2 separate regions of the Homo sapiens genome follow, and region 2 is linked to region 1. Evidence: read pairs that join two places in POLR2A ChIA-PET (ENCODE). Cell type or tissue: Caco-2. All regions are shown on one strand. Links, peaks and the distances in the headings refer to the core of each region. The heading gives the core; the rest is flanking DNA. Region 1 has its middle 23 kb from the start of MIR8079. Region 2 overlaps TSC22D1 (TSC22 domain family member 1).

Region 1 (4,402 bases), core at 205-4,204:
GGTTTAGAGTCTAGAAGTTCTGAATTTAAAGTTTCTACTGCAGCACTTACTAACTCTGGGACTTTGATGGTGTTGGAGGAGGGCATTTAGCATCTGTTCTCTTATCTTTCCCAATGGGGCAGCAATGCCACCCCTCGGGAGTATTGGGAGGATTCATTCATGCATGCATGCATGCATTCAGCTTTCAACAGCCAACATTTCTTCAAAAGCACTCCATGTGTCAGGCACTCCACTGGCTCTGGGGATTCACAGAGGACTCACGGTCCAGTTGGTGAGGAAGACATACAAACAAACCGGTTTAGTATTTCTCAATCTTTTTTTCATTATTGGCCTCTAAGGAGCCTTGGTAGACATTTTTTCATAATCTTCCCTTCTCTATCCTGTGAAATTTTAATATCACAGATATACTGTATTTGTGTACTATATGCATATCTGTGATTTATAATAAAAAGAACAAAATTTTTCCAGCCTCCCTTGACCAAGAACCACTTCTGGCTCCCTTGAGGATATCAACTCCTTTGAGAATGAAAGAAATGAATGATTAAGGAGGGGTGTAGTGAGTGCAATTGGTTGAAGGACAAGCTGCCAAGTTTGCCTCACCGTGGGTATGGGAGACTCACTGCAATGGGTGAAGTCAGGAAAGGTCTCAGGGAGAAAAGTAGGATGCCAGCGATCCCAAAGGAGGAACCTGAACTCTCCGGTGGCCACAAGCAGGGGAAGTTCTCTTGGAAAGGCACAGGGGTGCACCTACTCAGGGTAGGCATAAGAAGAGAGGCCGAGGGACAGGAGGAGGGCAGCGGCAGCAACAGAGGGCCTCGAATGCTGAGCCCAGGAGAGCAGATGTGACCCAAAGGAAACCGGCAATGCATAAAGTCTTAAGAAGGGGAATGACTTGCTCATATTTATACATTTCCAAGTTTATTCAGGCTATGTGTGGATGAGTCAGGGAAATCCAGTCAGAGATAAAGGCAGAAATCATGACTTCAATGAGAGCGGTTGCCTGTGAGGATGACAGGAGAGAGATTTTGGAATAGGATCAAGTGAAACAGTTTATATACAAGCACTTGGCATGCAGTAGGTCATTGATAATAGTGCCTATGACTAATGTTTGGGCATTTGGTACCATTTAGCAGGTTGGCATTGCAGAAGCTTCCTACAGGCCACAGAACCTGATTGCTTCAATGTCTCAGGGGTCCAAGGTTTGATATTTGTTAAATCGATGTTTTTCTTTGAGATGAAACTAGGCAAGGTAAACCTGGCCAACGGGCTCCTGGGGGAACTGCACAGGCTGCTGCAGTCTGGCTGGGCCCCGACCACTCAGTTACCAACTCCATGAATTAGATATAAATGTAACAACAGCACAGGCCAGGCCACGGGCATTCTCAGAGCTGTGCAGGGTTTTATTCATTCGCTTCAGACGTTCCCTTGCCTCAGCTCCAGCCAAATCACAACCCACTGACTACACTAGCTGCTACATTTGCCATCTTTTCTGCCTGGCTTTGATCTCTTCTGGGAATCACCCGACCGGTCACCAACACCCTTGAGAGATGACCACACTGTCCTGTTTGTGGCTCTTGTTCACAGTAAATGAGATTGCTATGGATTATCCAACGTAGACTTATTCATTTCCTGGTAGCAGTTTTTAGGGCTTTTGAAAAAACTAAAAGAAGTCAGCAGTGATGTAACATGCAGAGAACAGTGAGGACTGTTAACATGTGATGGTTTTTCTGTGAAGTGGAGGGGTGGTGGTTGGGGGCCTTTTGGTAATGGAAGGACCGTTTGCCCTTTCTAGAAGCTGAGAAGGAATTCAGGGAGGCAGAATAGGGAGGGCGGTATGCTAGTGGTGCCAACTCTCCTGTCCAGGTCGGGAGCTGCCCAGTAAGGCCTTAGGGTTCGCAGGGAGGTGTCTGCCTGTCCTCTCTGGGACCCTGAGATGTATGCTAGAGCTGGTGGTCTTTATCCTTATGCAGAGCACACTTGCTGTGTTTGATAAATGGCTTTGAAGTGAGGATGATGCCTCTTTTGTCTATTCCCAATCAAATGCATCCTCTGGTGGCCACCTCCTTGGCTCTCATCTTTACGGTCCCTTTCAAGGCTTCCAAAGCCCACTGCAATGGCAGCAGAAGTCAAGAACTGCCAAAGCCTCCCTCTCAACTGCCCCCTTCAAACCTCCCTTCTCTTTCTTTCCTCGGCTTCTCTTGGCTTCCCACGCTGGCTGTCCACGTTGCCTAACCCCGGTTGGACCGGCAGCTGTGTCCCAGGCTGTTTACCTTGGCTCTGACACTGAGTGCCTTTAGAGTGCTGCTTTCTGAAACTGTCCTTCATGGGTTTGTAAGGAAACTTGGGCAAAGGGCCCTGGCCCTCTGCTTGCCCGGGGTGTGGCAGTTGGATTCAGGCAGGCCCACGGGGCCCTCCAATTTCCACTTATCTGTTAGGAGAAGAAGGAAACAACAGTGCTGAGAAGGAGCTGGAGCAGGAGAGAGTTAAGGAGCTTGCTAGTGAGCTCCCAGGTGCTCCATGAGGCCAGAGTAACAGACATGGCTCAAGTTCCATTCCAGGCAGGGCTTACTTAATGAGTGAAAGGACATATCCAAAGGGTGCTGCTGATTCGTGCATTTTGGTATCTATCTGGAGGCCTTCCTTCGGTACTGTGCTACAGGTTCTGACATAGCCAATGTTTACCAATTAACTGGATTAACAGCTTTGGGAATACGTTAAATAAATACTGACACAATGCAAAGCTGGGAGTGGAGATAAGTACACTCATAAACTCAGGATTTAGAGCAACTTCAAGAGGCTGAACAATGAACATAACATTCAGGGAAGAATGAGAAATGTTAATGAGAAGGGTGAATGGTTTTTCTCTTAGCTACAAAGTGCAAGAGAGAGGAGATGTGGGATGTTCTCATGAATTAGAAGAGCCTTTACGATTTTAGTTGACAATAAGGTAAAGGGCCTAATGCACTTGATCTGGCATCTCAAATTTCACATACCCAAAACTGAACATGTCAAATTCTTACCTTCCCTGTCAGTCCCAGTTTCTGTTGATTACAGCAGTTAGCCTCCCAGGATTATTTATTATATGATTGCATTCTGTGATCAACTATTTAATAAGCATATATACGGTATATAATCCTATAGAATATTTTAACGATCATTTGATCATTCATTCATTCATTTTTTTTTTTTGAGATGGAGTCTCACTCTGTCACACAGACTGGAGCGCAGTGGCACAATCTCAGCTCACTGCAACCTCTGACTCCTGGGTTCAAGTGATTCTCTTGCCTCCACCTCCCGAGTAGCTGGGACTACAGGCATGTGCCACCACACCTGGCTAATTTCTGTATTTTTAGTTGAGATGGGGTTTTGCCATGTTGCCAAGGCTGGTCTCGAACTCCTCAGCTCAGGGAATCTGCCCGCCTTCGCCTCCCAAAGTGCTGGGATTACAGGCGTGAGCCACCACATCTGGCCTCATTCATTATTGCAATAAATATTTATTGAGCACTGAGTAAGTATCACACATTGTAGTAACTGAGACATCGTCTCTACTCTCCTAGAGCTTGTTCTACCAGGGGAAATGGACATTAAACTTGTAATACACACAAACTTATTCAAAATTATAATCCTCATTGACTTTATGAAAGAAGAAGGTTCTAGACAGCATAGAGTGGGCAGATGAGGCCTAATTTTGGAAGGAGGATGAAGGGAATTTTCCTTGAGGAAGTGAATTTTGAGTTCATGGAAAGTTATATAGCTATGTTGTCCAATATGGTAGCCACTAGCCCCATGTTGGCATTTCAGTTTAAATAAATTAAATGTAAATAAAATTAAAAGTTCCATTTCTCAGTTGCGCTAGCCATATTCGAGTGCTCACTAGCCACCTGCAGCAAGTGGCTACCGTATTACATAACACAGATAATGAATGTTTCCGTCATTGCAGAAAATTCTATTGGATGGTGTTGTTACGTAGGATTTAACTAGATGAAAAGGCCAGGCACGGTGGCTCACGCCTGTAATACCAGCACTTTGGGAGGCTGAGGCGGGTAGATCACTTGAGGTCAGGAGTTCAAGACCAGCCTGGCCAACATGGAGAAACCATGTCTGTATCTACTAAAAATACAAAAATTAGCTGGGCATGGGGCCAGGTGCCTGTAATCCCAGCTACTGGGGAGGCTGAAGTGGGAGAATCACTTGAACCTGGTAGGCAGAGGTTGCAGTGCTCCAAGATCATGCCACTGCACTCCAGCCTGGGCGATAGAGGGAGACTTTGTCTTAAAAGCAAAAAACAAATAAACAAAAAACTAGCTGAAAAGGAGCACAGGGGAAGAGGAAGGAAACACCTTAAGCAAAAAAGATACTACTTAATTTAGAGAAACTTAACTATAACTTAAGATAATTCTTC
Region 2 (4,358 bases), core at 1-4,000, 210 kb before region 1:
ACAGTGGAGGAGTCCAGCTCAATTCTAACTACTGTGTGACTTGGACAGGTTGCTTCACTCCTGGACGGATGTAGGGGTTTGAAAGAGATGATCTCTTACATTCCCCTTTGGCTTTAAAATTCTAGGAGTCCTTGAAAATCTTAATTTTTTACTGAACTGAGAGGAAGAAGGAGCCTTATTCTGTGTATAATTGGAATAAGCAGATCTAGGATCAAAAGACGGAAGTTGGAGAAGCTGATTTCCACTTTAAGAACCCTGTCACCCTGGGTTGGGATGTTTCTCCTAGTGTAGGATGAGTTTCTAGCTCCTGGGATAATTCGTTTTGTCTAAGCAAAAGATGATTTGAGGTGGGACCAGATGAGCAAGGATGTCCTTGCAGTTGATTCTGCATGACTATAAAACAGGCCAAAATTAAAACCACGAAGGAATCCTGAGGCAGATTGGCCCCTGGCACCTGAGGAGTGAGCCTGAGGGATCCCACTCTGCAGTAGGAGTAACGTGAGCGAGCAAGTGAATGGGGTGGGTTTACCGGCTCTGTAATCTATCAACCTAGGGCCTCAGCAGTGGCCCCCTGCCCAGTAGGAATTGGACCAATCCCAAGTTCTAAGGCTTGTCTTAAGTCCTTGCAGAACAAGGACAAACTTTCTGAATCATTCATTTCTCTCATCTAGAGCTGGTGGGAGATTGAGAGGTGAATGGGACATCCAAGATCCCTAAAAAGAATTGTTCGATAGCGTGCATGTGTTATAAAGTGGTGACACGGGCATCCTGTTGAAATGATGGATGGCTCACTGCCATAGGCTGATAGCAGTTGTCATAAAGATATTTTGGGGGAATTTGAAAAGGACGTAAAGAAAAATCTTTCATATTGGCTTGTTGGTTATATAACTTCAAATTTAATAAAGGAATACTTACGTAGTAATTACATTTCCTTGAAAAAACTATAGTGAATAGAAATCCCTAGCCATTTCATTTTTTATGTTTTTAATGAAGATCTTTAAAATACCATAGGTGGTAATCGTGGAAAATTTGAAAAATCTCATGTCAGTGTATTAAGATGGTGGAGAAGTTTTTTTCTCCATTATTTAATGGAACTTTGGGTCTTTTTATTAAAAATGTGAGACTCATGAAATTTTGGCAGCTGAATATTTGTGAAATAAGAATGAATTATTAAAAGATGTCTTTCCATACATGTTCCTCATTTTAGTAATTACTAAACATACTTGAGATGATTGACTTATATTTAAACATATTTAAGGTAATTTAAAAAGGCATTTTGCTACTTGCTTATAGACCTGAGTGTAGGTCTTATTGGCCTGTGGGTTATTATATAACTGATTATGTTGCACTTATGTTCTGTGGAGAAGGAAAGATTTTTAAGGGGAATGGCATGCTGTACCAGCACTGAGTGTTCATGACATCAGTTGCAGCAGGAGAAACCCCCGTTCAATGAAGGAGAAGTAGGAATTTTACATGGATTTGAATGAACGTCTACTTTGTATTTCAAATGAACAGTGTTCATATTTCAGTAATTGTGTGCATTTTTTGCATACTTTAAAAGAGAACTTTTATTTTTCATTATGGAATAAATATGCAATGCCAGAACAGCTTTAAATTTATACAAGAAATGTATAAAAGTTAATTATAACTAAAATTAGGAATGAAAATTAATCTATATAGACACTACTCTGCTCTTGCTTTGTGTAAAATAAGTAGTTGAAACTACCAGGGGCTGACAACATGACTGCTTTTAGATGTCAACTTCAAATCCATTCAGGCAGCAATTGTGGCATTACGATTTTTAGAAATGGAGGCAGAGAAAATCAAGTTTCCTCTCCCTCTTAGGTAACATTGCCTGCAAGTGGAGATCTGTGCCCACCGATAGAACTTGGAAGCAGACAGTGCCATAGGTTCCTGCACTGGTGTGTGGGAGGACCCTGAGCTGAGAGGCAGGCTTCTGGCTGCTAGGCCTGGCCCTGCAGTCATCAGCTGTTTGACCTTTGGACCAGGAATGGAATCCTTCAGACCTGAGTTCTCACCTGTGAAATAAGGATTGGATCAGGTCACAAAGATCCTGTCTTGCCACAGATGCTACAGTCCTCTGCATCTGATAATGACTTTATTTTATTCTTCGAACTTTTGGTGGGAGGGTGTGTGTGTGTGTGTGTGCGTGCACTGTTTTTGTTTATTCATTTAACTTAATGGCTAAAATTAATTTGGTTTTAATCCTAGCTCCTCTGCTAGTTACTAGCTAAGTGACCTCAGGCAAGTTCCTTGTTGTTCTCTGTTTCCTCATGCTTAAAATGGGGACATGCTATCTCCATAGGGGTTTTGGGAGGCTGATGCTGGGAAGCTGTCAGCACAGAGACAGTTCAGAGTGAGGTGGGTTCAAGGAGTGTTAACCATTACTATTATTTCTGAGTCATTCATCTGCTTGTTTATGTTTGTTTATATATTTAATTTTGTATTTTTCATAGGGATAAAGGTGTGGCAGCTTTATTTTCTAATAGCTTTTGATTTAGTATTTGGTAATAGTAGTGACTGTTTAAACTTTACTGTGAAAACACACATGGGAATAATGTCCTTTAGAATACAGATAGAAACACACCGTTTTTTTCTGTATCAAAGAAATAATAGCAAAAGGCTGCATTTCATTTCTGTGAATTAGAGAAGGGATTCGTTGGGAATTGTCCATGTTTCAGTGTCCAATATTTTCGGTACTACAGAAATAATATTGGTGGAAGGAAATGATTACAGGTGGAGTATATATATATCTTAAATTATTAATTTCATTACAGAAAAAGGTTCTATGTAAACCAGTGCTATGGAATGCCAGGCAGGCCTGAAGTCGCTAGGCTTGGAGATCAGGTTCTGGCAACAGCTACTTGGAAGGTTCAGTAGCCATTTAAAAATGTGCAGTATTACAACAGAGGTCTGTGCTTTAGACCAGGTGTTCAGGACCCCAGTGTCTGTCGGATATGGTGGAGAAGCTTCTTGAGTGAGTAGGGTAAGCAGTAGGACATGGTAGTGACTGTGGCAGTTGGGGAGTGTGCTCAGCTAACAGGGACAGTGCTATGTAGCTCCATCCAGTTGCCATATGGGAATTCAAGCACTGTGTTGCTTGATCTTCCAATTTCTTCCAAGTTCCATAAATCCAGGATTCTGTCTGGAAATGCCTGACTTTTGGACACTGCACAGACCAAATAAGAGAGCACACCTACTAAGCTGGTTTGGCCCACAGGCCACATGTGTCCCCTCCGCCTTCTGTCGTCTGACTGTCTCAAGAACTAGAATCTGCCCTAAATGGCAGCTCACCACCCTTCAGCTCAAAATAAATCAGGAAAATCTCTTCTTTTTGATGAGAGAAAGGGGGCACAGGCTATTTGTGTGACTATGGTGCACAGTAAACTGGTACTTTGTGTTGAAAACCATGTGTTAACTTACTCAGAGAACATTTACTGAGTACCTGCTAGAAGCCAGAGATAGTGTAGTGAATGAGCCACAGTCCCTGTCCCCAAGGACAGTTCACATAAGCTGTCTTTAAGATAAATGAGGTAGTTTGTTTTCTGGCAAAATTTGCCTTATGCAATATAATATCTGAATTATTCATTTGTTGTTCCTTCTCAGACGAACCCTTTGGCAGAAATATTTCTGGGAATTCTTCTAGGAACTCTTGTTAAATGAGTAGTGTTTTTCAATGCGGTATATCCCCTACCACTACATTTTATAGCTGATTCATTTAGGAACAAAGACCATGTTTGTAGATGTGTATCACCAAGGTTATATAACACATGACCCAAATTTTCAGGGACACATATATTTCAGTTACAATAATCTGCCCTGTTGTCTCATAAGTGCATCCAATTCATGCCCTGATAAGTGGTTTGTAGTCACTGTAGATTCAGAGACCAAGAAAACAGAAGAGGTAGTGTCTCTACTTAAACAGTGAGACTTAGTGTCTCTACTTAAACTGGTTTTCCCAGGACTGAGGGTGTTCTGAGTAGTGGAACTTTCAATGTCACATCCATGAAAGTCCCAGGCAAACTGCGACAAGCTGGTTGCCTAAGATTCCATTTTCTATTCCACTTGGGCACACGCCTGAATTACATCTCCCCGCCCCCTTGGAGTTAGGAGTGACCGTGGGACTCAGGTTTAGTCAGTGGATGAGTGATGAAGTAACTGAAGCCCCCCAGGCTTGGCCCATGAGAAAACCATTCTCAGTGATCTGCCAGGCTCCTTCTCCTTCCACTGATGGGATGGAGAAGACCCGGCAACCTTGGGAGTGACAGAGCCTTTGTCAGCTGGATCCCTGAATGACCGAAGTATAGTGCCCTCCCCCACGAACCAGGCAGCATATT

Evidence for each region. Peaks named below come from ENCODE experiments on the same cell type or tissue, not always from the same donor. Only the 100,000 strongest peaks of a DNase experiment are listed, where the experiment ranks them.
Region 2: POLR2A ChIA-PET joins it to region 1 with 5 read pairs; 9 of 35 experiments call an interaction of 5 or more read pairs at or near these places.

The regions. Positions count from the first base shown.
Region 1 is chr13:44,216,957-44,221,358 of GRCh38, reverse strand. No RefSeq gene overlaps it. Among named protein-coding and RNA genes, the nearest start is that of MIR8079, 23 kb to the right of the region's middle. In Caco-2, for the core only: no CTCF peak of the experiment used is centred there; a DNase peak (open chromatin) is centred at 2,558.
Region 2 is chr13:44,428,975-44,433,332 of GRCh38, reverse strand. TSC22D1 (TSC22 domain family member 1) reads left to right here. Exons shown (of 3, transcript NM_183422.4): 3 at 1-1,190. Among named protein-coding and RNA genes, the nearest start is that of TUSC8, 25 kb to the right of the region's middle. In Caco-2, for the core only: no CTCF peak of the experiment used is centred there; a DNase peak (open chromatin) is centred at 1,962.